Regions from separate parts of the Homo sapiens genome. Here region 1 is linked to region 2. The links are chromatin loops, found by intact Hi-C in ENCODE. Cell type or tissue: K562. All regions are shown on one strand. Links, peaks and the distances in the headings refer to the core of each region. The heading gives the core; the rest is flanking DNA. Region 1 has its middle 7.8 kb from the start of GNL2. Region 2 overlaps LITATS1 (lncRNA induced by TGF-beta and antagonizes TGF-beta signaling 1).

Region 1 (14,824 bases), core at 3,355-11,354, 150 kb after region 2:
AACTCCAGTGGCTTATCATCACTCTTAGAATGAGAGGTAGGGGAAGGGAGAAGGGAGAAACAGACAGAGACAGAGATTGATTCAAACTTTTTGCCATCCCTACAGGATTCTGTGATCTGGCCCCTGCCTGCCTATTTATCTAATCTCATGTGTACGTCCCTCCCTCTGGTTATTCTGACATTTACACTGGATATTCTCTCTGCCTGAATCACTCTTTCCCAGAATCTTTGCATAGCTGTCATTCAATCCTAAGCTCAAATATCACCTATTGGTAGGCCTGCAAGAATTAGCAAATAGAAATACAGGACACCAAATTAAATTAGAATTTCAGAGAAAAAAAATGAATACTTTTCTTTAGTACACCTCCAACAGTGCCTGGAAAATACTTAGACTAAAAAAGTATTCATCGTTTGCCTGAAATTCAAATGTAACTGTACGTTCTGTATTTTATCTGGTGACCCTTCCTGCTGTGAGAACTCATTCCTGTCTAATTTGTCTAAATCAGCCACCTTTCACCCTTTCACAGTTATTCTGTTACAGTATTCTGTTTTATTTATTTCATGGCATTTATCACTAGTTGAATTTTTTTTACAAGTTTATTGGCTGCTTCCCCCAAACTAGAATGTAAGATTCTTAAAAGCAGGGACCTTGTTAATTTGTTCACTGCTGTGTCTTTAAGACTTGAATAGCATCTGAAACAAAGGACTCAAAAAATATTCATTAAGTGAAAGAATGAGTAGATGGGAATGTCTCTTGCCTTGAGGATGAAGGAAGGCATTAAGACCCAGTGATTTCTGTTTCTACTAGCCAGAATAAAGTGTCTAGATGCCAGTGTTTGAACCAAGAAGCCCTCTCTCTTTTTACAATTTATTTTTTGTTTGTTTGTTTTTGTTTTTGTTTTTTGAGACGGAGTCTCGCTCTTGTTGCCCAGGCTGGAGTGCAGTGGCCCGGTCTCGGTTCACTGCAACCTCCACCTCCCGGGTTCAAGCAATTCTCCTGCCTCAGCCTCCCAAGTAGCTGAGATTACAGGCGCATGGTATCATGCCCAGCTAATTTTTGTATTTTTAGTAGAGACGGGCTTTCACCACATTGGCCAGGCTGGTCTCAAACTCCTGACCTCAGGTGATCCACCTGCCTCAGCCTCCCAAAGTGCTGGGATTACAAGTGTGAGCCACCTCGCCTGGTCCCTCTCTCTTTTTTGGTACCTCAAATTGTCAGAAAATGGCCATCTTTGTACCCTCTGGATAGGCCAAAGAAGAGATGGTTAGGCAAGAGGAAGGGTGGATTCATGCAGTGTAGCTCATTTCATAAAAACAAACAATTTGTTATAAAGTGAGGTATTCTAATTGAGCAGGGGATGATTGAGTCTTTATTTCTCTGAGTTTGAAACAAACCCCAAAACATTCTCTTTAGAGCAAAAGCAGGCCATGTCATAGGCTAGAGCTGGAAATACCTTCTGTCCCTCAAGCTTCGCTTTTATTGCCCCAAGGGCAAGTATCATGAGATTAAATGCAGCTCTGCTGGGAAGGCCCTGACTGTGACCTGTGTTAGGGAAGCTCTGAGAGCTATTTGGAAAAAACTTCATGATCAGTGAAGATGCCCCCTTCCACCCCACACTGTCCCTCTGATCCCCAAAACAAGGATACCATAGCCTCCTCCCAGAGAGAAGATTCAGTTAATGTGTTTCTGATGCCTCAAGTTGGTGCAAACCAGAATAAACACGGATGGCAAAAATCAGCCTATGAGCTCATTCAGGCTTTGATCAGAGACATAATTTCATTATGAAATTTTGAATCAGGCTGTTGTGAAGTCTTGCCAAGGAGTTTCATTTTCCCAGATGATATGGTGGGTTGTTTCTCTCCTGTTCTCATACTCTGCTTGCATTTATCTTACAAACTTTCCATCTATTTTTATAATCTGACCCATCAATCCTTTTACAACAATATTTGCCGATCTCGACAACCAACTTCAATTCTACCAGCAGATAAAAAGCCTGATCAAGGTAAGTCAAGCTTAAGTTACTGGTTTGATTTGCCTGCCCTGCTTGCCGCATTGTAATGCAGTGACTATTTTTCACTCTCTTTTCTGATGTCATGCCAACTAGCAGAGGCAAGATACACCTCCAGGTCTACAGTTCCTCAGCTTTAAAACAGATGCAATAGCTTAACTACTCTGAAAGACTGCAATAAGATCATATGAGTTACAGTATATGAAAGCATCGCAGACATGGTACACATCATGCAGATGGGATGCTTTCTATTTTTCTTCTTTTTTTTTTTTTTTTTTTTGAGATGGAGTCTTGCCCTTTCACCAGGCTGGAGTGCAGTGGCATGATCTCAGCTCACTGCAAACTCTGCCTCCTAGATTCAAGCTATTCTCATGCCTCAGCCTCCCAAGTAGCTGGGATTACAGGCACGCACCACCATGCCCAGCTAATTTTTGTGTTTTTAGTAGAGACGGGGTTTCGCCATGTTGGCCAGGCTGGTCTCAATTTCCTGACCTCGAGATCTTCCCGCCTCGGTCTCCCAAAGTGCTGGGATTACAGGCATGAGCCACTGCACCGGCCAGGGATGCTTTCTATTTTTCTCAAAATCCAAGGTGAGCTACTCATCCCCTCAAATGTTGCTCCTGGTAACCACAGGTTTGTGTGAATGAGAAGACCTTAATGGATGGAGACTGGCTGGAAATGCCATGTTCTGGACTGGTGTCTTCACAGGAAGCAGACAATCCTGACCTTACTTTTTTTTTTTTTTTTTTTTTTTTCAGATAGAGTCTTGCTCTGTCACCCAGGCTGGAGTGCAATGGCACGATCTCAGCTCACTGCAACCTCTGCCTCATCAGTTCAAGCAATTCTCCTGCCTCAGCCTCCCGAGTAGCTGGGATTGCAGGCACCCACCAGGACACCCAGCTAATTGTTGTATTTTCAGTAGAGATGGGGTTTCGCCATGTTGGCCAGGCTGGTCTTGAACTCATGACCTCAGGTGATCCACTTGCCTCAGTCTCCCAAAGTGCTGGGATTATAGGCATGAGCCAGTGTGCCGGGCCCTGACCTCACTTTTATCTTCATTCTGTAAAAAGTTTATCACTGGGGTCTAATGGGCAAATAGCAGCAGCTTCTAAAGCAACATTTTTTAAAGTGTGGTCTGAGAACCACAAGCATCAGAATCACTTGGGGGATCTGTTTTAAAATGCTGGGCATGGTGGCTCATGCCTGGAATCCCAGCACTTTGGGAAGCAGAGGCAGGTGGATCGCTTGAGCGCAGGAGTTCGAGATCAGCCTGGGTGACATGGTAAAACTTTGTTTCTACAAAACATACAAAAATTAGCCAGGCGTGGTGGCTCAAACCTGTAGTCCCAGGTACTTGGGAGGCTGAAGCTGGAGAATCTCTTGAGCCTGGGAAGTGGAGCCTGCAGTGAGATCGTGCCACTGCACTCCAGCCTGGGTGACAGAGTGAGATCCTGTCTCAAAAATAAAATAAAATAAAACAAAAATGCAGATTTCTGGGTTTTATCCCAGAGCTTCCAAAATCAGACCATCTTGGGGGTGGGGCCAAGAGAATCTACATTTTAGCAAGCTCCTCAAGTGATTCTTGTATATACAAAAGTGAAGTCTTTTCCAAGAGTCACTCGGAGGCTTTCTGACCTGCTGACCAGAAGGCAGCCCTGGAAGATCAAGCTTCTTTCCTACCTATCTTAAATCATCTTGTTCTTCTTAGCAGAGCCAGGGTGAGGAAGGCTGCTGCAGTGTCTAATGCACTCTGAAAATATATATCTTGGCTCTGCCCCAAATGCCTTGATATTTATGCTGCAGCCGGAGGGTCGTTATCCTTTGGCAATGCTCATTTGTAAGGCCATTAGCTCTTAATTAGTGCCGGCTTGTTGAGTTGTACTTCCCAGTTGAACTGCTAGCAGAAGCTGCTCTTTTGGGGCCTCTTGTGTCTCTCCTCTGGCAAGCCCATGAAGCATTGACCCGTGCCTGCTGAGGCCAAGAGTTGGGCCCCTGGAATGGCCGCTGCCCAATGTGAAACAGTCCTAGTCCCCAAATGCTAGGTTCTGGGACTCTGGAAGAACAGAGAAAGGCTCAGAATATACATCTTCAGGATTTTGTTGTTTTGTTTCACTGATAGAAAACAAAAAAGTGAGTCCTTGGTTATACAACCTCAACAGTTTTACAAGCAAATTCAAGTATCAGAAAAGTAAAGTTCGGCCGGGCGTGGTGGCTCATGCCTGTAATCTCAGCACTTTGGGAGGCCAAGGCAGGCAGATCATCTGAGGTCAGGAGTTCAAGATCGGCCTGGCCAACATGGTGAAACCCCATCTCTACTAAAAATACAAAAATTAACCGGGCGTGGTGGCACACGCCTGTAAACCCAGCTACTAGGGAGGCTGAGGCACAAGAATTGCTTGAGCTTGAGAGGCAGAGGTTGCAGTGAGTCAAGATTTACACCAGTGCACTCCAGCCTGGGCGACACAGTGAGACCCTGCCACAAAAAAAAAAAAAAAAAAAAAAAAAGGAAAAGAAAAGAAAAGTGTATTAACTTAGAGCTTCATAGGCCAAGTTACCCTCAGTTTTCAGTCTAGGGTGTCTGGGAAATTCTTGGACAAGGATATAGCAAACTAGTGGGCTTGCTACCTGTAAAAATGGCTAGGAGACTCACCTCTGGGAACCCCAAGAAACTTTTCTTCATGGTCACCACTTCTAAGTGGGAAAAACAGTCGTATTAGTCTTGGCATGCATCTCACTGCTGGGTAGGAGCTCTTCAAAAAGATCCCCAGATTAAGCTTTGGAAAAATAACTAGAAGCATTTCGCTCCTTCCTATCACCAAATCCCTTGTGGTCTTCGGCATATTCTGCTCAAGAAAATCTGAGAAGCACTTTTATGAGATGCTATTAATGGCCTCTAATTTTCAGCATGGTTTAGATAACTCAAGACTGCTGGCCGTGTCCTGAGAAGTGGATCCAGAACACACATTGATGTGGGAATTTAAAGTATAATTCCAAATTGTAGGTAATTGTTTAAGCTCTGAGGAGGCTGGAGGGCCTATATTAAGTCATCTCCCCAGGATCAGTGTGTTTCCTATTACACTCAATATCTATCTGTCCAGGGATCCTTTTGATTTTGAAGCCGTTAGACCAAATCTTTGTGTAATTCTTTACTCCCTTCTCTCCTGCCTACCTCCCTCCTTTTTCTTTAAGAAAACACTTTTTAAAAACTTTATCCAGGTCCCTTGGTTTGTTTCCAGTAGAATAATGTCATGTTAAAGAATCTGAAAAGTTAACTTCCCATCTAAAACCAACAGATCAGTGGAGCTCTGTCTGTCAGAAGTTCAGTCTTGCCCTAAGGGCATCCTCTGCCCAGCAAGACACTGAGATTTTCCTTGACCTCCTCCATCCCTCTTGCTCTTCTGTCTAGACTAGGAACAAAATCTTATTTCTAAAATAGAGATTCAGGCAAAGGTATGGAAGAAAGTCAGGGTGAATATCTTCTCAAGCAGCAGAGGAAGAACTAGTCAAAACCTTTAGCTATGTTTCCTTTTTTAGAGCCCCAGTTAGAAAAAGATAAGTCTATCACTCCCTCATCTTTGGGAAAAGCAATCCTTCCTACTCACTTTTTAACCCAGTTTGGAGGAATCTTCTAGATGTTTTTGTTTTGTTTTGTTTTGTTTTGTTTTGAGACAGAGTCTGGCTCTGTCACCCAGGCTGCAGTGCAGTGGCACAATCTCGGCTCACTGCAACCTCGGCCTCCCGGGTTCACGCCATTCTCCTGCCTCAGCCTCCCGAGTAGCTGGGACTACAGGCGCCCGCCACTACGCCTGGCTAATTTTTTGTATTTTTAGTAGAGACGGGGTTTCACCATGTTAGCCAGGATGGTCTCGATCTCCTGACCTCGTGATCTGCCCACCTCGGCCTCCCAAAGTGCTGGGATTACAGGCATGAGCCACCACGCCCTGCCAGATGGTTTTTTGTTGTTGTCATTTGTTTGTTTGTTTGTTTTGAGACGGAGTCTCACTCTGTCATCCAGGCTGGAGCACAGTAATGCGATCTTGGCTCACTGCAACCTCTGCCTCCCAGGTTCAAGCAATTCTCCTGCCTCAGCCTCCTGAGTAGCTGGGATTACAGGTGCCTGTCACCATGCCCAGCTGATTTTTGTATTTTCCGTAGTGACAGGGTTTCACCATGTTGGCCAAGCTGGTCTCAAACTCCTGACCTCAAATGATCCACCTACCTCAGCTTCCCAAAGTGCTGGGATTACAGGCATGAACCACTGCACCTAGCCCCTTCTAGATGCTTTAAAAGTCTATCTGAGAGACTTTAAAGTTGTCAGTTTTGCTTCTAGCTAGAGCTAGGGAAATCCCCAAGATGCCCAGTCACTGTGCCCAGGACCTGGGGACTCAGGTTTTGCTGTGTCCTCCCCACTCTCCTACGTCAAGAAAAGGCATGAACCAAACCAAGTAGCTTATCTCTGAGTGCAGGGGTAGGCAAATTACAGCCCACAGGCCAAATCCCACCAGTTGCTGTTTTTATGTGGCCCAAAAGCTAAGAATGGTCTTTATGTTATTAAATGACCGACCAAATTCAAAATAAGAATAGTATTTTGTAACATGTGAAAATTATATGAAATTCAAACTTCTGGGTTCATAAATAAAGTTTTATTGGTTCACAGCCACACTATTTGTTTACATATGGTCTATGGCTGATTTTGCACTACAAAGGCAGAGATGAGTAGCCACGACAGACCACATATGGCCTGTGAAGCCTAAAATATTTACTACCTGGCCCTTTACAGAAAACACTTGCCTACAACCCCCTGTGCTAGGGCACTGGTATGTGTTCTGATCATTGAAGAGACAGGGAATTGACCATTCAATGACTATTTATTTGCCATTGCTCTCTGAGAGTGAACATTGCCCATCCCACTATAGAGGTATATTTCATTTTTTCTGCCCTGGGGATTCAAACGAGGGTCCACTCCTCACCTGATGTAGCTGATGCTTTCATAGACCAGCAGGGGGCTCTCTGCAGAGGTTTAAAATTCACGGAGAGAGAGCCGGTGCTAGAGGGCAAAAGCAAGTCTCAGGGGAGCAGCACTGACCTGTCAGTCCCCTAACTGAGCTCCAGGACTTTTTTTTTTTTTTTCCTGAGGCCAAAGGAGAAGGGAGCTTCAGGCAGAAATCCAAAGGGCTCCTTTGTCCGCAGTCTTTGTGAAAGCAACTTTGGTGACCTTGAAGCAAAGCACAACAGAAAGTAGAGGAGATGGTCCACTTGCCCGGCATGGTTCTGGTGCACCGTGGTCTCTAGGGGCTACACCCAGGGTGGGCAGCTTCAACTGTGTTGGAGGCAGCCCCTGCAGTGGGGCATGGGGGCACACACTGGCAGGTGGTCTTGAGTAGCTTTGTGAGCAATGCATGCTGATGAGGGGCTCAAGAGGCAAGGCAGGGGTGGATGGATGTCCTTGCAGGCCCTATAGCGTTATTTGTAAGCACATATGATCCAACCCTCAGAATCCCCTCCTGCCAATAAATGAGACACTCACCAGGCTGCATATCATGGTACTAAGGTATGGAAAAGCACATGGAAAATGCAGGTTTTCAAATAGCTAAGTGGTAGCTGAGCCAGACTACCTGCGGTCCAATTCTGACCTCATTTATTTATTAGCTGTGTGTCCTTGGTCACATCCTTTTACCTCTTTGTGTCTCAGTTTCCTCATCTGTAAAATCGGCCTAATAATGGTATCCACCTCACAGGGCTGTGTTGAGGGTTAAATGAAGCAATGCAAGTAAAAGGCTTAGAATAGTGTAAGCACTGTGTCGATGTGTAGTACTGTAAGCATTATGTGTATGCGCATAGTGTAAGCACTATGAGAGTATTTCCAACTGTACCCACAGCCTCAAGAGACTTGGGAAAGAACAGGAATGCAATAATACATCCCACAGTCTCTGCTCTCAGGAGCTAACCTTAGGCTATGGGACACAGACATGGATGTCATAAAGGTGAAATAGTCCATAGAAACATACAGGAGGAGCAGCTACTGGGGAGGGGCCTCCTTCACAGAGGAAGGGTAATTCCATCTAGGTATGAAATATGAGTAGAAGGTCTACAGATGAAAGCAGGGAGAAACACATTTTAGGTGGAGGGAACAGCATAGACGAAGGCATGGGAACTTGAATGTGTATTTGTATTGGGCACAGTGAGTAATTCTGAGTAGAAGAGTAGATGGGGCAGGGGATGGGGGTGGCAGGAGATGGGCCTGGAAATCTGGGTCGTCATCAACAGTTGTGGCCAAATGACAGAAAGATCGAGATTGCATTGCTTTTGGCCTGGTGCTCCACTGAACTTTGATGCTGGCCTCATTTTGCCTCCTAGAAGGAAAAATGAGTAAGCACCATCAATAATTATCATCTCCAGGGCTAATATAAGAACATACCCATCCAAGAGGGACCACTTCATTCATTCAATCAACAAACATCTAGCTTGTGATACCAAAAGACAAATGCAATTGGTCAAATATACAGGAAAAATATGGACTGGGCAAGCCATGGCTGTGAAGAACCTGTGGCTACACAGCCAAAGGAAAGCAAAAAAAAGGAAGAGAAAGGAGAGTGACCGATGGGGTGCTACAGGCCGTCTGGGAGAGCAGAGAAGCCAGTCAGCCAGCATGGAGAGAGATCAGGAGGATCAGAAGGGTGAAACAGGTTTGAAAAAAGTGGGAGAAAAAAAGAGGGAAACAGAAGGGTAAACCATGGGAATGCGATGAAAATGTGTTTGTGAAAAATTGAGGTGCAATGTCTGTGGACGTTTTGTTGGTTTGGTGGTGGGAAAAGAATTGTAACTATGTGTGGTAGGCAAATACCTCGTACAGTAAAATACCTTGTGAGAATGAATGTGCGGGCATGAGAGAAATCAAGCACAGTCTATCAGCAATGGTCCTGCCCTTGGGAGAAAGGCCAAGTATATATTCAAGGCAATTGTTGCCAGAGTCTGCAAGCCCCTGGGGCATATCCGAAGTCTGAGCCAGACGGGTTATGTGTATCTCAACCTGGAACAGGCAGCTTTTTATCAGACTTTTCTGTCCAAAGTAGGGAGGCGCTGCTGCACTCCTCCACGCTGAGCCCAGCCCTGGAGGTAGCTGGGCAGGCTGAGTTTCTACTCTGGGGCCCACAAAGAGGTGGCTCCAGCTTCAGGCCCAACCCAGGGCAGTGCTCACATTGGGCTTGCCGCGCCATTGGCTCCTGAGGCCCAAGGTGCGCCAAGGGCAGTCCAATACCCTTTAGGGTGTGGTTTCCTCATGCCCCAGGCAGCAAGGAGTGTAGCAACGAGACACTGGCTCAAATCGGGAACCATTATCCATATGTAAAGCCCTCAGAGATAAATCTGATGGGAACGATGATCAGATTAAAATGTTGAGTTCTGTCATCATGAGCCTGCTAGTCACTTGGCCTCAGCACCGAGTCCTCCCTCTTCAAGTCCTCCAAGATGAGACAGTGGAGTTCAACTGCCTGAATGGCCATCCTGACATCCCCATGGGGCAGGCTTGGGTCAGCAGGGCCACAGCTCACTGCCTCACCCACCCAACCGCCACAGCCTCTTCCCATCTCAGTGTCCTGCTCCAGTTCCAAATCCTTAGGAGAATACTTTCCATGGTCCCTGGGATTGTGACACCCTCATCGTCACACATTTGCCAAGCGAGCCTTCCAGGACTGGCCCAGGAAAGCCAGTTCCTTTGTTCCTTGCGCTGCCAGCTCATTTGACAGGCTTGGATCTGACCTGGCTGTTGCAGCATCACCTATCCCCCTCTTCTGCCCCCAAGTCCCTGTCCCTCCCCTACTCCCCGCTTCTGTTCCCCTGCCCTGAAGGCTGCCAGTTTATTCCTTTTGGAGATGAACTCATTGTTGACTTTAACTCACTTCGATGTTTCCCAGGGAAGCATTCTGGCGGGAGGCCCACCGCAGCTCCTTGAAGAAGACAGCCAGGCGAGGGCCAAGACTGGGTGCCAGGGGCCTTGGAACTGCCAAAATGCCTCCCATTTTATGGACAGGCCTGGCTCACCCTGAAGACATTCCAAGTATTTAATCAGCAGTCCATGGTACATATTGGGTTGCAGAGGGAGCCCTCAGAAGCTGGACTTTTAGGAGACAAAACTCAGCCAGAGGAAGGAGCTGGCCTTCTACATGGACCAGGCTGATGCTCAACAGATGGAAAAAGTGCATCCCAATAACAAGGATCAATAACCGAAGGCTGACAGCTGCAGAGACCTGGCCTGAGAGGCCCCTAAGGACTCAGTTCTGCCTCTTTCCCACACCAGACTGAGTCCAGCCAGGAATCCATCTCACCCACCTCCCTGCACCAAGCTCCGGGAGAGCGAACAAGCGAGGGAGGAACCATTTTTCACATACTTTCTCTTTCAAAATGTAGCCCTGTTTCGCAATTTCCTACTTAAGTTCTGGAAGGCTCTAGGGCAGAACCCAAGACACCTTCTCTAGCCACTGGCCTGGGTCTCTCGTCACCAAGAACCTGGTAGGCTAGCGGTGACGGAGAAAGGAAGGGGCCCAGATTTACGAACTCTCCCACTGTCCCCATCCATGCCAGCTCACCCAAGGGTCTATTTAGTGCAGGTCACTCTCTCTCTGTCTTTTTGTAGAGACAGGGTCTCAGTATGTTGCCCAGACTGGTCTTGAACTCCTGGCCTCAAGCTGTCCTCCTGCCTCAGCCTCCCAAAGTGCTGGGATTAGAGGCATGAGCCGCCACGCCCGGCCTCACATTCTTGATGCTAAAGGAGCTTCAACCAAGCCTCCAGCCAAAACCTGTTTATTGTTCCCCGTGTGTTGGCTTTCTCTTGGGAGAGCCAGAAGGTGCGCCACACCAAAGCAGGTGCACCCAACCCTGGTATGCTCACGTCTCAGCAACCCCTGAGGACCTAATCTTCAGATCTTCTCTACTCCCCTATAACTAGGCTTTTGTTCTGGCTCACTTTTACTGGCAGTACTAGACAGTATTCCAGACCTTTTGCAATGAATCCATTTAGTCCTTAAAAATGAAACCTGTTCCCTCTGATTGTTTTCCTCCCACCTTATCACTGTTCACTTGGGTTTCCACCTGTTGCCCATTTAAATCTGGTCTGGACCACAGCTGGAGAAGTGAGACGCGAAAAGCCAGCACCTGGGTTGCTGGCCCTGCATCAGGGACTTGTAATAGAGCCCAAGAAGCTGACCCTTTTCCTAAATTCCCTCTCAGTCCTCCTACACCAAACCAAACAAACCAGAAAGAAAAAAATCCCCACTTAAGTAAACAAATCCGGAAAACACAACCCCATCACCCAAAATATTGAAATGGAAAACAAATCTACACTCTGGAGATTTGATCTGAAACATACCAGAGCTGGAACTGTGTACGGTGGCCAGAAATGTGTTAGTCTGGGCAAATCTGTGGCCCCGTAGAGGAAAAAGCTAACATTTTCCAAATAACAATGTGGGCACGTAACAACTACATACAATCATGTGCTGTTGTTGCCTAAACCTGGGAATAGGGTTAGGCAGCTCCATATCTTGACATAGATTCCCTCTCTCCAGCACTCAGTCATCCTAAAAAGCACAAGGTGTGATGTCTGGACCAACTCTGGGCTGCTCTCAGCCCTTATGGTCTCTGCCTCAGGTGGGCTGCTTCTAGGGTTGTGAGCAGGTTTTGAAACACACACCCCTCTCCAGCTAAAGACAGGACAGAGTGAGACAGGAGTAGGTCCAGGTGGGGCTAATTGTTTTTTAGGAATGTACTGGGATCGCATCTGAAAGCACCCAGTGTATCAGTATCAGATGATCTTGCCAGTAATTCTGCAGATGTAGAAGCTCAAGTGTGGGGTGTACATCAGTGGATTCAGGACTTCCTGAAACCCATACTGTGTTCCTTATCTTAGCTGCCTAGGGCCTCAAGAGCAGCTTTAGGTGGCTCAAAGATGCGATGCAGAGAAGCGGGATGGCTCAGAGCATCACAGAGTTGATGGCAGGAGATACAGGAGGATCCAGCTCATTCTTTGATGTTGCTAAGATTCTGGATTTCTGCTTTGATGTTGGTGTAGAGGAAAGCTTATGACAGTGCTTCTCAAATTGTTAAATATCTGCACAAATTTACTAAGGGATCTTCTTACAAGGCAGAATCAGATTCTTTAGGTCTGGGTAAGGCCAGAGATTCTGTATTTTTAGCAGCTTCCAGATGAGGCCAAGATCGCTGGTCCATGGCCACACTTTGAGGAGCAAGAGCCTAAGGGTCAGGGACAAATCAGAGACAAAGACAGCCAAGACATACTGGGACTGAGGATTGATGCCCCAAAGTGAGAAACAGAAGGACAAAGAGAATCAATGGTGCACAAAAATAGAGTCAGAGGCTGAAGTGGGAACAGAGAAGGTCAGGGTGACAAAAAGAGGGACCGAGAAGACAGAGTTAGAGACGCAGAGAGGGGCAAAGGCAGAGGGAACACAGAGATGGAAGATGGATGGCACAGAGAGACTTGCAAAAACACAGCCAGGGTCAAGGAGAGGAGACAAGGTAAAGAGTGAGTGAAGAGGGGCTGGAGCTGGCTGTGGGCGGTCTGTGACTGGCAGTGAAGATCACAGGTGTAGACGGGACAAGACCTGCAGGTGCACAGACATGAAATCCCCCACCTTCCTCACCTCCCAGGCTTCCCGCACCTGCATCACTCTCTCCTTGCTCTTGCAGAGCCATCCCTCCCCATGGAACCTTCCACTACTGATTTCCCCTTCTCTTGCCTGTGTACTCAACTGCTTTCTCTTAAGTGCACCCCTCCCAGAAGGTTTTAAATACCATCAAGTCTTTCCCATCTAAAGAAAAAAGGTCTCTCTTGACTCATATTTCTTTCTAGCTCCTGTCCTATTTCTCTTCCTCTTTTTCACAGCTAAGGAATTGTCTGTTTCCATCACCCTCCCCAAACACTGCTGCTAAGCTTCTGTTGGCACACGTTGCTGAGTCCAATGGTCACTTTCCAGTCCTCTTTTGCTTGATCTCTCCCTCCTTCTTGCTAGCTTCTGGGACCTGATATTCCCCTGGGTTTCCTCTTGCCTGCTCCTTCTTTAACTCACCGTTTGTGATCTGATCTTTATATTTAGAGGGACTTTATATTAGAGCTGGGCCCAGACTCCTCTCTTCAACCAGTGCTGTCTTTTCAGTTGAGCTCTTCCAAACCCACAGCCTCAATTGCCTTCTGTACACCAGTTTACATTCCATCCCAAACTCCGCCTGTACAACTAAACTTGTGTTTATGTCTAAGCAATGTCTGCTCACCATCTTTACCAGGATGTCTCAGAGGTACTACAAACTCAACGTGGTCGAAAGCAGATTTATGTTCTTCCTTCTTCTCCCAAACTGGTCTTCCTCGCAGGTTTCCCACCTCAGAACACAGCACTGTCATCTGTCTGGGTGTTTGAGTCAGAAAAAGAGATTTCATCCTTGATAACTCCTCCCCGTCTCTCCCCTCTTCCACATCCAATGCATCACCAAATTCTGTCAACTTTATGCCCCAAATACCTTTTGATTTTGCTCACTTCTCTCCATTTCCACTGCCACCACCCTAGTTCAAATCTCCAACATCTCTCACCTAGATGACAGCAACAGCCTCCTAAGCAACCCCTCCCTAATCTGTCTTTCAAGCTACAGACAAAATGATCTTTGCAAAATGCAAATCTGCTTGTTTTGGCCTACTGCTTAAAACCCTTCAGTAGCCTCCTTTGGCTCTGAGAATAAAGGGCCAACTCCAGGCAATCTTTCTAGAATCATCTGAACTCATTTGCCCTCGAGACCTTCCAGCTATACTGGCTTTCTTTCAGTTCCTTGGCCAAACTATTTTCTGTCACAGGACAATTGCATATGCATGTCTGTAGAACTGTGCTGTCCAACATGGTAGCCGCTCACCACATGTGGTTATTGAGCACTTGAAATATGGCTAGTGCAACTGAAGAACTGAATTGCTAATGTTATTTAATTTTAATTGGCTAAATTTAAAATTTAAAAACATACATCATTCAGTTACAGAAAAACTGGTAAGTATTCTCAAAACAACTTGGGTATGTGTATCTTCTTTTTCAACTTTAGTTTTTATGCCATGTAATTACAGATCAGGTATTTCTGCTGAAAATTTAGCATCCAAATTAAGATATGCTGTGAGTGTAAAAATACACATGGAACATTGAACACTTAGTTTTAAAAAAGTAAAAGATCTCACTAATAATTTTTTACCTTGATTGCATGTTAAAAAGATAATACTTTGGGGCCAGATGCAGTGGCTCATGCCTATAATCCCAGCACTTTGGGAAGCCGAGGCAAGAGGATCGCTTCAGCCTAGGGGTTCAAGACCAGACTGGGCAGCATAGTGAGACCTCATCTCTATGAGGAAAAAAAAAAGATAATACTTTGCATATATATGGTTAAATAACAGATGTAATTAAAATTAATTTCACCTCATTCCTTTTTATACTGTGGCTACTAGAAAAACATTTTCTTTTTTTATTACTTAATTTTGTTTTGCACACCAGGCTGGTCTCAAACTCCTGGGCTCAAGTGATCCTCCTGTCTTTGCCTCCCAAAGTGTTGGGATTACAGGCGTGAGCCACCCTGCCTGGCATTTTTTTTTTTTTTTTTTTTTTTGAGACAGTCTCACTCTTTTGCCCAGGCTGGAGTGCAGTGGTGTGATCTCGGCTCACTGCAGCCTCCACCTCCCGGGTTCAAGTGATTCTCCTGCCTCAGCCTCCGAGTAGCTGGGATTACAGGTGCACACCACCACACCCGGCTAATTTTTGTATTTTTAGTAGAGACGGGGTT
Region 2 (16,820 bases), core at 5,230-13,229:
TATGGTAGTAGTTTGAGTGTGGATTGATGGGACAAGGCCTGGCCCAGGATCATGGCTGCAAAGGAAGAACTACAGAGAAGAGAAATTCTAGATGATGAATCAGCAATGAGGGCAGGAAATTGAACACAACTCCAGGTTGGCACATCTGAAACCCAGTGGTCTACCTGAGCAACCAGGAATAGTAGGCATCCTGGTGGGCTCCCAGCACCCATTTCACCTGCCTCTGGTACCACAGTGATTCTTTCAGTGATGGGCACTTTATGCAGAACTAAGGCCTGGCATTCCCCCCGCTCCTGACCCAAGTTAGACCCATCAGAAGTGCAGCTCAGGAATTGTGCTGAATTTTTGGCCAAGGAGAAGCCTCTCTCTCTCTCCCAGGATTTAGAGGGAAAAGCCTAGGAGAAGCAAGCCTGAGCCTGAGTAACAAACTCTGGATCAAATCCCCTTTGAAGTTCGTCTTACCTATTGATATGGTTTGGCCGTGTCCCCACCCAAAACTTTTTTTTTTTTTTTTTTTTTTTGAGACAGAGTTTCCCTCTTATTGTCCAGGCTGGAGTGCAATGGCATAATCTCAGCTCACTACAACCTCTGCCTCCCTGGTTCAGGTGATTCTCCTGCCTCAGCCCCCCAAGTAGCTGGGATTACAGGCATACGCCACCACACCTGGCTAATTTTTGTATTTTTAATAGAGGTGGCATTTCACCATGGTGGCCAGGCTGGTCTTGAACTCCTGACCTCAAGTGATCCACCCACCTCAGCCTCCCAAAGTGCTGGGATTACAGGCGTGAGCTACCACGCCCGGCTCTTCTTTTTTTTTTTTTTTTTTGAGACAGAGTGTCACTCTGTCACCCAGGCTGGAGTGCAAAGGCATGATCTCAGCTCACTGCAACCTCTGCCTCCCAGGTTCACACAATTATCCCGCCTCAGCCTCCCGAGTAGCTGGGACTACAGGCATGTGCCACCACACCTGGCTAATTTTTTTGTATTTTTAGTAGAGACGGGGTTTCACTATGTTGGCCAGGCTGGTCTCGAATTCCTGACCTCGTAATTCACCCGCCTCAGCCTCCCAAAGTGCTGGGATTACAGGCGTGAGCCACCGCGCCCCGCCTCCAAAATTCGTTTCTAATTGTAATCCCTGTGTGTCAATTACGAACTGGTGGGAGGTGATTGGATTACAGGGGTGGTTTCCCCCATGCTGTTCTCATGATAGTGAGGGAGTTCTCACCAGATCTGATGGTTTAAAAGTGGCAGTTTCCCCTGCTCATTCTCTCTCTCACTCTGTCTCCCACTCTCCCACTCTCCCAGTCTCCCCATCTCTCTCCCTCTCTCCCCCTTGATCCCTCCCACTCTCTCTCCCTCTGCCTCTCCTTCTCTTTACCTCCCTGTCTCTCTCCCTCTCTCTCTCCCTCCCCTCTTCCCTCTCTCCTCTCTCTCTCTCCTTCCCCCTCCTGCCATCTTGTGAAAAGGGTACTTGCTTCTCCTTCACCTTCCGCCATGATTGTAAGTCTCCTGAGGCCTCCCCAGCCATGCAGAACTGTAAGTCAATTAAACCTCTTTTGTTTATAAATTACCCAGTCTCAGGTAGTATCTTTACAGCAGTGTGAAAAAAGACTAATACACCCCCAGACTTCCAAATCACACGGACCACACATTCCTTTTACTGGTTAATCCAAGTTGCAGTGGATCTCCTGTTCCTTTCCCTGTAAGGAGTCCCAACTGATACACTGGGATTGGCAATATTTTTAACAGATACTATAATTCTCTTACAATGTATTCATCTGAAAAGAGGTGTGAAGGAGAAAAGTAATTAGAATTCTCAGTTTATAAACATTTCCTAAAATGTGAATTCAAGAGAAAAATTAGCAGATATTTTAATTGTCTGTTCTATCTCCACATTCTCACACTTAATCTACCTACTCTCTAAATGTATTAATTAACATTTTCATAAACACTCTTCCAGCTTACAACGCAACTTCACACATCTCGACTCACTTGGTTCCCATAACAAACAGGAGAGATGGGCGGTAACAGTGAGCCCTCATTTTGTGCAGTATGCTAGTTTGTAAGACCCTTTCTCTTACGTGATTTCATGTGATACTCGAATGTCAAGCTCTTGCAAGTTCTGGACTCCAGAAAAACTGATGTAGTTGTTCTCTTGGCCCACAGAGAACTGTTTTGAATTTCTGTGTCTTCACTGGTATCACTCGGTCAATACTGTTCTTCCTGACCTTGTTCACCAGGTGAATTCCCTATTCGTACTTAAAAGCCCATTTCAGACAGGGCACAACTGTGTCTCTTTCCCCAGGGAGGTGTGGGCAGGCAGTGAGGTCTTCAAGAAGTGTTTTGCCTTTGCCAGATGTCAAGGTCAGCCAGCCAGCTGTACAGATAAATGGTCGGGGGGGAAGGGGGGCTTTGGCCAACTTTTTGTGGTCTGGAATAAACAAAATCCATCATCAAACGAAAAACACCAGCTACTCCACCAGCCCCCTGGCCACAAGAACCTACTTCAAGCTTAGCCAGATTCACTCTTTGTTGTATGAAGGGAGAAGGGTCAGTGCCAGCCTTGGCCTTCGGCCATCCATATTAGTTTTGTGCTACTGGCCCTTGGGCCAACCCAGACAGTCTGTAGGCCTTCAAACAGGCCTCAAAGAGAGGAACTCAGACAGGTTCTCAGATTGCTCTCAGAGAGACCATCACCTGGGTTGTCTGACACACCTTGGATGGACTTTGACAGGAATGGATCGGCACAGACCTGAATTAGGAAGCCCTTCTTCCTCTGACCATAGATGTTCCCTCAAAGACACCCTCCTGAGTGACACACACCCCGAGGGAGTCGAAGCAGAGCAGGAGTTCCATTAGTACTGGCACCCACTGGCCATGCCCCTGCTGGAGGTCAGCCCGGGGCCCACAGTCTGCACGACTCTGGGAGTGTATTTTCAGGTCTGAAGGCCTGACTGGGGAGGACTAAGGATGCTGGCGGTGGCCATGGCAACCAGCTCAATCTCCTGACATTGGGCAGGTGATGCCCTTGGCCTCCTCCATCTTTTTGCCACTCTGGGGGTTCCTGTAACCAGAGTGGTCCTTCCCATAGAATGAAAGGTCAGAGGACAGAAAGGGTGGGGAGAACGCTGCCCCACTGGGGGACAGAAAGGGCCAGTGTGGGAAGGAAAGAGATGGAGGGAACAAAAGAGGTGGCCTGAGCCCTTTGCCCCGAAGCTGGGAGGCCTGTATTCCTGGGAGGCTCCTGGGGCTGGCGGGAGTCCTAGGGGGCTGTGGCACCATATCCCTCCCTATATTTATGGGATCTAGTTGTCACTGCCAGTCTGAAATCTCCTTCCTATATCCTTAGCACAGTTGGGTCTATATTGGGGGGCTGCTGATGTTGCCACAACTGAACCCCTCCACTTTCCCAACCTGCTCCTCCTCCAGGCTCTCCAGCTCAGAGAAAGGCCCCACCATCATCCCTGCCTTCCCTCCCCACCCCCAGCAGCCACAGTTCACCTTAACCAACCAGCCTGAAGTACTCAGCTCAGCCTGCAGGGATGCCAGCACACCTGGCGGGACTCTCCTTTCCCTCCCACCAGCCTCCAGAGTCAGTGTCCCTGAAGCCACCTGGAATCACATCACCTTGCTCTGAGCCTGCAGCAAGTCCCCATTGCCCTGAGATGAAGTCAAAGCAACCTGCCACTCTTCACAAGCCAGCCCCGACTGGTCTCTCCAGACTCATCTTCTTACCCCTACTTCCTTCCAGGCCAGATTCAGCCACCTCAATTTCTCAGCTCCCTCCCCACCCCGCCCTTGCCCGGACTGCCTCTTCTCCAGCCCTGTTCACTCTGCCCTTGCCAGTTCCACAGAGCCATTCTCTCCCTGCAGCGCCACCCAGGCATGCCCCTGCTCCTCAGATCTCCTGTGGTATCTTCACCATTTCTACCCCAAACACACCCTATGCCGGGTGACACCCACCCTGAGGGAGTCACAGCAGAGCAGGATTTCCATTAGTATTGTTTGCCGGAATGAAGTCATTCATCCAGGTATCCAGCATCTATGCAGCACTTGCCACACTCCTGGTGCGGTCTGGGCCCTGGGGCATAGCCATGATGAAGATGAGGCCCTCGTGAGTAGGACTCAGATTGCGTCAGAGGATAACTATCCGAATGAATGCTGGCCCTGGCAGAGGCCTTAGCTACTTCCTAATGCTTCTCCAGACAACAGTGTCCAGGACCCCAGGGCTCCAAGGCAGCCTCCCCCGCCCCTCCACATTCTCAGCCCCCACTATCGCCTGCCATCTGAATGTGCAAGGTAGATGTGCACACCAACCCCTGGGCATGGGTCCTGGGGGTAGAGCTGGGTGGGGAGCTGAGGCTGGCATCCCTGTATGTGCTAGTGCCCGACCTGGGTGCACACAGCTGCCAGGGAGTGGGGGGAGCCTCCACAACTGCCTCACCCGCGCACCTCCCCAGCCTCTGCTGGAACTGCTCCTGGCTCCTGGCGCACCGCGCTCCTGTTGTTTAGTTTTTCTGAACACCGAGTCTCAACCCCATGTTAATTGGTTTTACTCCACTCTTTTGTGCCACCCATTAAATGAGGAAATGCCACCCATAAAATTTTAATTTTAAAAGCCAACTTGTTTGTTTTATATTGAAATTCCCCGGGCAGCTCCAGCAGAGGGAAACAGACACATTTTCGTTTCATTAAAGCAACTTGAATGAAGATGAAAAAGAAGCTGAAAAATTAGATTTAAAAACAGAGAGTGAGAAGCATTTAAAGAAAATGAATGAAAGTGAGCTGCCACAGAAGGCGGTGGGGACCACAGCTCCATCTCTGCCTTCCCAGAGCCTCCTGCAGGGAGACAGTGGAGCAGAAGTGGGAAGCTGGGAGTGGAAGGGGACACTCTGGGTGCCCCCAGAAGGCTGGACCATGCACTCTCCTCTCACTAAAGCTGGCCCCCTGGATATCCTAGAGGAAGGAGGGTAGAGCATCCTGGACCCTGGGACCAGAAGCATCCTTCCTCCCTGGGGACAAACTGCATGGCGATGAGGCTTGCTGGCTTGGAAGCTGAGCCGTCTGGATGGTCCTGGCTCTGCCACTTACCAGCTCTGTCAAGGTGGGCAAGTGGCCTGTTTTGCTCTTCGTAGTGATGATCTGTAAAACAACCCAGCTTATAGGGTTGGTATGAAGATTAAATAGAATAGTACCTTGAAAACACTTTAAATAGAGCCCGGTATGCAGTAGGTCCATAACAAATGTTAACTTTGACTAATGACATCCGGCTGCCTCCCTTCCATTGCATACTCCTTACACATTGCCCCTGCTGAGTGCACCTCCCTCCTTCCCTTGCCCACACATCCCCCTCCCCCATACCCGCCACCCACTTCCTTTTTTTAGGAGGCAGGGTTTAGCTCTGTCACCCAGGCCGGAGTGCAGTGGCACAATCAAAGCTGACTGCAACCTCGACCTCCTGGCCTCAAGGGATTCTCCCACCTCAGCACCCCTCCCCAAGTAGCTGGGATCACAGGCATATGCCACCATGCCCAGCTAGTTTTTTTTGTTTTTTTGTAGAGACAAGGTCTCGTTATGTTGCCCAGGCTGGTCTAGAACTCCCAGGCTCAAGCAATCCTCCCACCTCAGCCTCCCAAAGTGCTGGGATTACAGGTGTGAGCCACCTCTCCGGCCTTTTTGGGTTTTTGTTTTGTTTTGTGTTTTGTTTGGTTTTGACGGAGTCTCCCTCTATCACTCAGGCTGGAGTGTCATGGCTCACTACAGCCTCAAACTCCTGGGCTCAAGCAATTCTCCCACTTCAGCCTCCTGAGTAGCTGAGACTATAGGCACGTGCCAACACGCCCAGGTAATTTTTAAATATTTTTGTGGAGACAGGTTCTTTCTCTGTCGCCTAGGCTGGAGTGCAGTGGCACGATTCCGGCTCACTTCAACCTCTGCCTCCCAGACTCAGGTGATCCTCCCACCTTAGCCTCCAAAGTAGTAGCTGGGACCACAGGCTCGCGCCACCACGCCTGGCTAATTTTTAAAATTTTTTTTAGTAGAGAAAGGATTTCACCTTGTTGCCCAAGCTGCAAAGTTCCTTTTAATGATGTCCCTGAGCTGAAGACAGCTACAAGAGACTGCGGACGGTCTGATGAAAGGCTTGGGAAGCCTCATTCCTTCGCAATTCAATTCTTGTGGGCCAAACCAATTAAAATGTTCGTATAATCCTTCCAAGGAAAGCCAGCCTCCCTGGGTTCAAATCCCAGCTCTACCACTCACCACCTGTGTGTTCTTGGGCCAGTTTCTTCTGGGCCTCAGTGTCTCTATCAATAAAATGAGACTCACAGCTGTCATGAAGGTCACAAAAAACAAGCTCTGTGGAGTGCTGGGCAGGTAACCGGCCAGTGAGTGGCGGCTTTTACTTTCAGCATCAGTTGGAGACACAGCAGCAGGAGAGGGTGTGGGGGTCTGAAGCTGCGGAGGGGGAGGGCAGGGCAGGGGTTCCATCACAGAATGACCTCGTGGGGGTTCTCAGCTATTGCCCTAGGGTAACTTTTTTTTTTTTTTTTTTTGAGATGGAATCTCGCTCTGTTGCCCAGGCTGGAGTGCAGTGGCACGATCTTGGCTCACCACAACCTCTGCCTCCCGGATTCAAGCGATTCTCCTGCCTCAGCCTCCTGAGTAGCTGGGACTACAGGTGCACACCACGATGCCAGCTTTTTTTCTTGTCACCCAGGCTGGAGTGCAGTGGCACCATCTTGGCTCACTGCAACCTCTGCCTCCTGGGTTTAAGCGATTCTCCTGCCTCAGCCTCCCGAGTAGCTGGGATTACAGGCACCCGCCACCACATCAGGCTAATTTTTTGGTAGAGATGGGGTTTCATCATGTTGGCCAGGCTGGTCTCAAACTCCTGACCTCAGGTGATCCACCCGCCTCGGCCTCCCAAAGTGCAGGGATTACAGGCGTGAGCCACCAGCCTAATTTTTGTATTTTTAGTAGAGATGGGGTTTCACTATGTTGGCCAGGCTGGTCTCGAACTGCTGACCTCTGGATCCACCTGCCTCAGCCTCCCAAAGTGCTGGGATTACAGGCGTGAGCCTCCGCGCCCGGCCGCCCTAGGGTAACTTTTAATGACACTCCCTTTCATTCCCAAACGTATCCTAATCTGGATGACTAATTATATGGTCATCCTACTCCAAATCCCCCACGCCCAAGATGGGGCCTGGGAGCTGGCCCATGGTGTTGGGAAAGGGTTCTACTCCTGACCTGTTTTCCTTTCCAGACCCTTGGGATTGCCTAAGCCCTGGGTCCCAGCCCCAGCCCTAGCCCACTCTCAGGCCAAGGAAACTCATTCCCTCAATTAGCATTATAAAGCGGCAGGGAGGGGAAAGGCCTCGAAGGCGGGTGCCCGGAAGGTGCTGGGAATGGGAGTCTGTTGGGATTCCGGGCCTTACCTCTGATCCTGACGGCAATTCCTCATATCCTTAACTTCCTCTTTCCTGCAGGGAAATTATTAACAGTACTATCTCTGATTTGCAAAGATCAAATCACACAAGGACTGGCGGTGAAAGTGTTGTGTGGTCCGATGAGTGGCATTAGGAGGGCAGTGACTTCTGCTTCGGCCACCAAGGCAGAATTCCCAGATCCTGTTTCTCCGGTGATTGTGGGGGAGACAGAGATGGAGCATAAAGGGTCACAAAGGGTCCACAGATGGCTGGGGGTGAGGTGTCTACCCAGTGCCTCGGCCTATAGAAGTCTTCTCACTCACAGCCCCTAGCCCACTTCCACCAGGCCCGGAAGGACACCTCCAATGCCTGTCCAGGGCCCCCTGGCCCTGCTCAGAGATGCCTCCTCCAGGCAGAGGCAGCTGCTACCCTCAAGCTCCAGGTGACTGCTGCCAGGCTCAGAAGCTACTCAGGGTAGGTGGTGAGCCCGCTGCCTCCAGGGCTGCTTCTCAGAAAAGCTCAGAGAAGACATCTTAGCGGCTAAGTGGCACTCATTTTATTTGAGGCAGAATTCTTGTCCGGTGGTCCCCAAACTGCACACCTAGGAACCCCAAGAGCTTAATGACAGATGAGAGTTCTGAGGGAGTGGGACCAAGTGGGCAGGACTCCAGGGGCATTGAAGGGCTTCCTCCTCTCCTCTCCCCTCCCCTCCCCTCATCTCTCCCCTCCCCTCCCCTCTCCTCTTCCCTCCCCTGTCCTCTCTCTCCCCTCTCCCTCTCCTCTCTGCTGTCTGTCCTTTCCCATTCTCTTCTCTTTCTCCCTCTCTTTCACTCTTTCTTCAACCAGAGCAGCTCCATTTAGTATTCTGTCCAAAATTTTTCTCGCACAAAAATGTCCACAGTTAAAATAATTTTTCAAAAACAGAGTTCTGTTCCTCCTCTCTCCTTTCCTTCCTCAACAATTCAGTCCTAAAACTATTATGTGCAGCAGAGCAAGGGAATGGGGGAACCATGGATGAACACAGCAGGATTCCTAGCAGAGTGAGGAGGGGGACCACTGGGGAAGGCAGGCTGGCCCAGGGGTGTCAGAGTACAAATCAGTGAGGGGCTGTCACCCCTATGGGGTCAGCCTGATATGGGTGTCAGAGCCCAGGCAGACAAAGCAAGGCAGCCATGCAGGGGATGGTTCCAGTGTGGGAAGCCAGAGCCAGCCAGAAGTGGGGTGTCAGAGCCTACAGCTGAGTTAGGAGGGTGTCTCAATGGGGGAAAGGGGTAGCCCTGTGCAGAAAGTCAGAGTGCCCAGGTCACCCATCCATCAAGACTTGGGGCTCTGCCTCCCCTACGTCTGCCCCAATCCTTTCTAAAGCCAGGCTTAGCTGGACCAAGGAAGACCCTGGGCCTCTTCTCAGTTGAAGCCACTGAGCACCAGGACATGCCAGGCAAGATTAGATGTGCCAGGTGCTGGAGTTAGAGCCAGGCTGGAGCAAGACAGTCAGGTCTCAGCCGGTGTGGAGCCCACAGTCCAGCAGGGAGGATGGACACAGAGGCTGCCATCACAGAACATGAGCTCAGCAGCAGGACGGGAGCTCGTGGAGGGCAAGCAACGTGACCTTGCACAGGGACCAGGCAGTGTCCGCAGAGGAGGCAAGCCAATGAGTCAGGAAGATGAGTTTACCAGGCGGGGGAGGATGGGGGTGGCAATGCCTCTGGGCCTCAGTCTCTCCCCCTGCCCGTCCTCACCATCCCATCCACAAAAGTCCCAGCCACCAGGAGCCTCTCAAGAGGCCTTTCCATCCTGAGACCCCCATAGACTACAACCTAGTCCCAGGCCCCTCCAGATGGACAGTGTTGAGGGCCATCTCACCCGCCTGGCCTGGACCCCACCTCACTGGAGGCTGCCCTCAGTGGGAAGGTTCCTTTGCTCCCCTTTCTGAGGTCTGACATCCCCCATCATTGAGAAGTCCCGCCTTGTGTTTAACTCACATCTCTCTTGCTTTCTCTAATCTTCAGAGAAATGGCTAACTGAAGGCCTTTCACCAATTACAGGGAAACGCTGATAAAACCGGTCCCAGGAGGGCAGTGGGTTGGAGCTGCCCCAAAACTTTACCTTCAGGCTGAAGCTTCCTACCTTCTTTTTTTTTTTTTTTTTTTTTTTGAGATGGAGTCTTGCTCAGTAGCCCAGGCTGAAGTGCGGTGGCGCGATCTCGGCTCACTGCAAGCTCCGCCTCCCAGATTCACGCCATTCTCCTGCCTCAGCCTCCCTAGTAGCTGGGACTACAGGAGCCCGCCACCATACCTGGCTAACTTTTTGTATTTTTAGTAGAGACGGGGTTTCACCATGTTAGCCAGGATGGTCTCGATCTCCTGACCTCGTGATCCACCTGCCTTGGCCTCCCAAAGTGCTGGGATTACAGACGTGAGCCACCGTGCCCAGCTCCTACCTTCATTTTTTCATCTGCAAACACTGACCTGTGGGGTCCCTCTGATCTTCCCACACCCAGGTGAGAGCCCACACACATGCACCCCATCCTCACCACAGCCCTACTCCCTGAAGGGCCCTTGTCCATAGAAGGCCTGCATAGGGCTCATTCCAGGGGCCCCTCCATTTGGGGCTTATGATGGACTGGCCTAGCAGAGAAAAATAACTGCTTGGACTCCATATGACTTTATTTTCTGGGGTGGAGGAGAAAGCGAGCCACCTCAGCTGCCTCATCATGCAAAAGGTAGAGATTAGACCCCAGGAAGGACTTCCTTTGGCTTAGGGCATCCTTCTCCCTGCAGTCACCAGCAGGGGGCGCCACAGGCCAGCCTGTGGGACCCACTATCTGAGAACGGGGTTGTCACCCAGGAGTGAGTGAAGGTCTGGCCAGCACTGAGGGCTCTGGGGTGCAGAGAAGTTAGGAGATCCATCAAAGCAGCCAGACCACCTGGTGGGAGGCGGCACACACTCTGCCAGTCCGGACACGGGTTAGGGAGTGGCATCACATTCCGCCGAGTCATTGCCTGCGAAGACTAACGTCACCTCTGATGTCAGGGCTCCAAGGGGCTTCGTTCCAGCTCCAGGCTCCAGGAAAGGGCGTCGCAGGGCCCAGAGGTTACACAACTTCCCCCAAGATCGCTGTGGAAATGACTGGCAGAGCAGGGATTCAAACCCAGGTCCCTGTGGGTGCCTCTGCCCAGCCGCCTGCAGGGTCTGCAGGTGGCCATGTCCCACGTGTCACCTTTACAGACCCACGGCTGAGAGCCGGCCCAGCCTTGGCCTGGCTTCCTTCTTTCTCATCTCTAAAAATGCCTTTCATTCTAAGATCTCCTTGGCAGCTTCATAATAAAAAGAAGGCTTCTGAAACCGCAAATGTTTTTAAATGAATTCAAGCCCCAAGTTTCTGCAGGGGGGTGAGGGATGCAGGATGAAGGTAAGTTTTTGAGTATGAAAGTTACATGCATGATGCGAGAGCCCTCCACTGACCTCCAAAACTCGCGCTGCCGGGGATACGAGGGCCCCTGGCGAGTCTCCCGAAGTGTCTCCTTTTGAAAGCTCACCGGTCCTTGTACTCTGAGTGCTTTCAGTTGGGTCCATTATGAGAAATCTCCTTTTGAGCATGGATGTATTCAAATCCAGATGTTGTCCCCGCAGAACAAAAAGCTCCCTCCAAATTCTCTTTATGAAGAAGTAGGTTCTCACCCTTTGAAGGAATAAACATCTCTTGATAAGTGGAATTTTTTTCCCCCAGCCAAGAACCTGCTGCTCCGAATTTGCTAAAAACTGGTTTAATAGCCGGTCTCCATTCTATTTCAGAGGCCAAGATGGCGGCGACAAGGTGGAATGTCAGCAGAAGATGTATTCAATAGATTGAGTGTGGCTTCACTAAGAAGGCTGGATTTTTAAAATATTTGTTATTTATTTAGATACTTTGTTTTTAAATTCAAGACATACATTCTAATGACAAAAGTGAAAAACAGATTGAAAGATGAAAAACAGAGTGTCAGAAAAACCTGCTCAATCATATACTTCATTTTGATTCAAATAACAACTTTTCAGGAAGGAAGGATACAGTAAACCTACGCATTGATTGTAAATTAGTCCCAATTTCTATAATATTCATTTTCTTAAAGTATGCTGGGCGTGGTGACTCATACCTGTAATCCCAGCACTTCGGGAGGCCAAGGCAGGTGGATTGCTTGAGCCCAAGAGCTTGAGATCAGCCTGGGCAACATGGCGAAACTTCGTCTCTACAAAAAATACAAAAATTAGCCAGGTGTGTAGTGGCAGGAGCCTGTAGTCCCAGCTACTCAGGAGGCTGAGGTGGGAGAATGGCTTAAACCGGGAGGTAGAGGCTGCTGTGAGCCAAGATCCTGCACTACACTTTAGCCTGCGTGACAGAGTGAGACCCTGTCTCAAAAATAAAATAAAATAAACCTTAAAATAGGGGAAATATGGATTACATATTTGTTAACTATATGTGTATATATAGCCAACAGAAATTTTTATCAGTAGGGTCTAGTTTTTTTGCTGTTGATAAAACCATCTGAGAGCTGGAAACAGGAATCCTTTCCTCACTCTGCTTGCATACCATTGGTGATGGGGAGCTCACCACCTCTGAAGGCACTCTGATTCACTGTGGGAAAGTTCTGATAGCCACAGAGCTGGTTCTCAGGCCCCTGTTATCTCCATGGGTGCCAGTTCTGCCCTTGGAGCCAGGCAGGGTTATACCACTGTTCCTGCCTCTGCCCTTTTGAGTCTTCTCTTCTGCAAGATCAGTATCCCCAGTTCCTCACTAACCTTTACCCTCCACAAACTGGACTCTGGTCTCTCCCTGTCTCCTCAAATGTACGACAACCAGAGTTGAGCACAACCCTCCAGCTATCACCTCCCTCATCGTCAACCTGTACCTCTACAGACTCAGCCTGAGACCACAATCATTTGGGGCAACCATCTCAATGTGCAATGAACCTTCAGCCAAAATCTCTTTCATGCAAAAAATTTTAATTTTACATCCATCCGTAGAGGGGTTAGTCCATCATCTCATCCGCTTTAGGGGATTTTGGGCTCTTGTTTGGTCATTTAAAATACCAGCCACTGCATCTAGTTTTGGGTCACCTGCAAATCGAATAAGCATGTCTTCTGCACCTTTAACCCAGCTGTTGATAGGAATGAGTGGTGATCTTGCCCCAGCCGGCCAGTGTCTCTGGGACCCTGGTTTCTCCATCCAATAATGAACAAGGGTGAGATGATGACCTGCATCAAGACATCCCATGGACTACATGTCAGACACTATCCTAAGCCCTTTACAAACACCAAGACATTGAATTCTTCACACCAATTCGATGAGGGAGGTATTGTTAGCATCTTCTCCATTCTGCAGATGAGGAAAACAGGTTTTGCAGGATTTGACCTCAATTCTGACTGCACCCAATCCGATGCTTTAGCCAGCATGGGTTATTCTCGGGAAGATCTCTGATGTGACCTAGAATAGAGCCGGCAGACCCACCAACAGAGCTGTCCTCACAAGCAGGAGTGCTACATGGCACTCCTTGGGCCCCTCGTAGATCCCCAAGTCCCATGCACGGCTCAGAAGCAGTGGAGGGCTGAAGATATGAGGCCACCTTCAGAAAGGGACATTAGATGCCTCAGCCATGATCGGGATGAACAGACAACCAAGGGACAACAAATCTTTCCCCTCACTCCCAGGTCTTGACTCTGCTTCAGAGCAAGGTGCACTTAAAACTTCAAGAGTGACTCAAAGGAGCGTGTTTGCCAGCTCAGTGAAAGTGGGGGCTTGGCGTCAAAACTTCAGGTAGGTTGTGGCATGTAAAGGAAGTGATGTTCCTAATTAAAAGGAAGCATGGGGTCGGGCACAGTGGCTCATGCTTGTAATCCCAGCACTTTGGGAGGCCGAGGCGGGCGGATCACCTGAGGTCAGGAGTTTGAGACCAGCCTGGCCAACACGGTGAAACCCCGTCTCTACTAAAAATACAAAAATCAGCTGGGTATGGTGGCAGGTGCCTGTAATCCCAGCTACTTGGGAGGCTGTGGCAGGAGAATCACATAAACCTGGGAAGTGGAGATTGCAGTGAGCCGAGACTGCGCCACTACGCTCCAGCCTGGGTGACAGAGAAAGACTCTGTCTCAAAAAAAAAAAAAAAAAAAAAACAGAAGCATGTGGTTGGGGGGAGTGATGTTCCCTGCACACCTGAGTTTGTAGTCTGGGAATGGACTCACCACACTCATACTAGATGCCAGATACTTAAGACACATTCCGTACTCCCCAGGGCCCTATTAAGTAGATACCATGATCAAAGGTGGGTTTTCAGTGATGCTGAGGACATTTAAACCTTCAGGTCCTCTCACTTGCAGGGGCCCTTCCCAGACCCTGCAGGGGAAGTGTTTCCCTTTTGGAATTTGTAAGAGAGCCCTCCAAACTACAGAAGCTTGAGGCCTTACAAAAGCTTCCCGTTATTACCCCCATTTTAAAACTGAAGGGAAATGTGACACAGGTGAAGCAAGTTACTCAAGGTGGCAGCACTGGGAGGTAGCGTGGTTAGGACTCAACCCCTTAGATCAGGGGTGTCCAATCTTTTGGCTTCCCTGGGCCACACTGGGAGAACTGGATTGTCTTGGGCCACACATAAAATACATTAACACTAATGATAGCTGATGAGCTAAACACACGCACACATGCACACACACACACAAGTCTCATAATGTTTTAAGAAAATTTACAAATTTGTGTTGGGCTGCATTCAAAGCTGTCCTGGGCCAAGCTTGTTGGACAAGCTTGCCTTAGATGAAGCCCAACGTTTTCAAAGAGTTTTCCCATGGAATACATGTCTTTTTTTTTTTTTTTTTGAGATGGAGTCTTGCTCTGTCACCCAGGCTGGAGTGCAGTGGCACGATCTCGGCTCACTGCAAGCTCTGCCTCTGCCTCCTGGGTTCATGCCATTTTCCTGCCTCAGCCTCCCAAGTAGCTGGGACTACAGGCACCCACCACCAAGCCAGGCTAATTTTTCTGTATTTTCAGTAGAGATGGCGTTTCACCATGTTAGCCAGGATGGTCTCGATCTCCTGACCTCATGATCCACCCGCCTCGGCTTCCCAAAGTGCTGGGATTACAGCAGGTGAGAGCCACCATGCCCAGCCTTTTTTTTTTTTTAAGACAGAGTCTCACTCTGTCACCCAGGCTGGGGTGCAGTGGTCAGATCTCGGCTCACTGCAACCTCTGCCTCCCAGGCACAAGCAATTCTCATGCCACAACCTCCCAAGTAGCTGGGACTACAGGCGCCCACCACCATGCCTGGCTAATTTTTGTATTTTTAGTAGAGACGAGGTTTCACCGTGTTAGCCAGAATGGTCTCAATCTCCTGACCTTGTCATCCACCCGCCTCGGCCTCCCAAAGTGCTGGGATTACAGGCATGAGCCCCTGCGCCCAGCCAGGTTCCTACCTTTTACCTTATGCCAAAATAAATTTCAGTGGGTCAAAATTACACATAAAAATGAAACCGTAAGTGCATTTAACAAAATAAGAGAATATGTATCATAATCATAGAGAAGACCTTCTGTTTTGTTCATCGTTTGTTTGTTTTGAGATGGAGATTTGCGTTTGTTGCCCAGGCTAAAGTGCAATGGTGTGATCTCAGCTTACCGCAACCTCCACCTCCCGGGTTCAAGTGATTCTCCTGCCTCAGCCTCCCGAGTAGCAGGGATTACAGGCATATGCCACCACACACAGCTAATTTTGTATTTTAGTAGAGACGGGGTTTCTCCATGTTGGTCAGGCTGGTCTTGAACTCCTGACCTCAGGTGATCCACTCGCCTTGGCCTCCCAAAGTGTTGAGATTACAGGTGTGAGCCACCGTGCCCGGCAAGAAAAGACCTTATTAAATATCACAGAAAAGCCCAAAACCATAAAAGAAAATGATGTTTGTATACAAAAAAATTGAACATTTTTTCCTGGTTAAAAAAAAAAACAAAAGGTGAGAATGATGGTTTACACCTGTAATTCCAGCACTTTGGGAGGCCGAGGTGGGCAGATTGCTTGAGCCCAGGAGTTTGAGACCAGCCTGGACAACATGATGAAACCCCATCTCTACAAACAATACAAAAATTAGCTGGGCCTAGTGGTGTGTGCCTATAGTCCCAGCTACTTGGGAGGCTGAGGTGGGAGGATCGCTTGAGCCAGGAAATTGAGGCTGCAGTGAGCTGGAACCACACCATTGCACTCCAGCCTGGGCAACAGAGCAAGACCCTGTCTCCAAAAAAAAAGGAAAAAGAAAAAAGAAATTCTTATACAAAGTCAAATAACAATTGACTAACAGGAAAAGAAACATCGGAAACATATCACAGACAGCTAATTTCTTTTACACTTAAAGAGCTTCTACAAATCAATAAGGATAAAAGACCAATAATTTAATGGAAAAATAAGCAAATGAGACCAAACACAGTGGCTCACGCCTGTTATCCCAGCACTCTGGGAGGCGGAGGGAGGCAGATCATGAGGTCAGGTGTTCGAGACCAGTCTGGCCAACATAGGGAAACGCCATCTCTACTAAAAATACAAAAAATTAGCTGGGAGTGTCAGTGGGCACCTGTAATCTCAGCTACTCGGGAGGCTGAGGCAGGAGAATTGCTTGAACCCAGGAGGCGGAGGTTGCAGTGAGCCAAGATCACGCCATTGCACTCCAGACTAGGCGACAGAGCGAGACTACATCTCGAAAAAAAAAAGAAAAAAGAAAGAAAGAAAAAGAAGCAAATGATGTAAACAACTGGATGCAAAAACAAGGCAAATTGGTCTTAAATATATAAGAGAACTCTCATCCACACTTATAAATGGAATGCACGTTGGAATACAATGAGACACCATTTTCCACCTACCAGCCTGGCAAAAATCAAAATGTGTGATGGCCCACTGTGTTGGCAAGGCTGTTGGGAAGGTAACAGTACAATTTCTTTCTTCTTGGTCTCACTCTGTCACTCAGCCTGCCGTGCAGTGGTGTGATCATGGTTCACTACAGCCTCCGCCTCCCAGGCTCAATCGATCCTTCCACCTCAGCCTCCCAAGTAGCTGGGACTACAGATGTACATCACCGCACCCAGCTTTTTTTTTTTTCTTTTTTCGTAGAGACAGGGTTTCACCATGTTGCCCAGGCTGGTCTTGAACTCACAGGCTCAAGCAATCTGCACACCTCAGCCACCCAAAGTGCTAGGATTGCAGGCGTAAGCCACTGCACCCAGCCGATGGTACAATTTCTATGAAGAGGGTATTTAGCAATATTTTTCTAAAAGTAAATGGTTATATACCCTTTGTTATAGGCTGAATTGCATCCCCAAAAATTCGTATGTTCAGGTCCTATGCCCCAGTACCTCAGAATGTGACCTTATTTAGAAATAGGGTCATT

The links. Peaks named below come from ENCODE experiments on the same cell type or tissue, not always from the same donor. Only the 100,000 strongest peaks of a DNase experiment are listed, where the experiment ranks them.
Region 1: it touches region 2 in a loop (2.3-fold over the local background); 5 of 110 quality-filtered maps call a loop at or near these places.

The regions. Positions count from the first base shown.
Region 1 is chr1:37,596,303-37,611,126 of GRCh38, forward strand. No RefSeq gene overlaps it. Among named protein-coding and RNA genes, the nearest start is that of GNL2, 7.8 kb to the left of the region's middle. RefSeq lists an enhancer at 6,926-7,220. In K562, for the core only: CTCF peaks have their summits at 7,012 (motif pointing right) and 9,080; DNase peaks (open chromatin) are centred at 7,009 and 9,129; H3K27me3 peaks cover 5,380 bases.
Region 2 is chr1:37,444,804-37,461,623 of GRCh38, forward strand. LITATS1 (lncRNA induced by TGF-beta and antagonizes TGF-beta signaling 1) reads right to left here. Exons shown (of 3, transcript NR_038842.1): 2 at 11,564-11,656; 3 at 10,076-11,109. Among named protein-coding and RNA genes, the nearest start is that of LITATS1, 21 kb to the right of the region's middle. RefSeq lists enhancers at 6,555-7,754, 7,157-7,947, 9,945-11,144, 9,993-10,514, 10,515-11,036. In K562, for the core only: a CTCF peak has its summit at 10,219 (motif pointing right); a DNase peak (open chromatin) is centred at 10,218; H3K4me3 peaks cover 258 bases; H3K27me3 peaks cover 3,922 bases.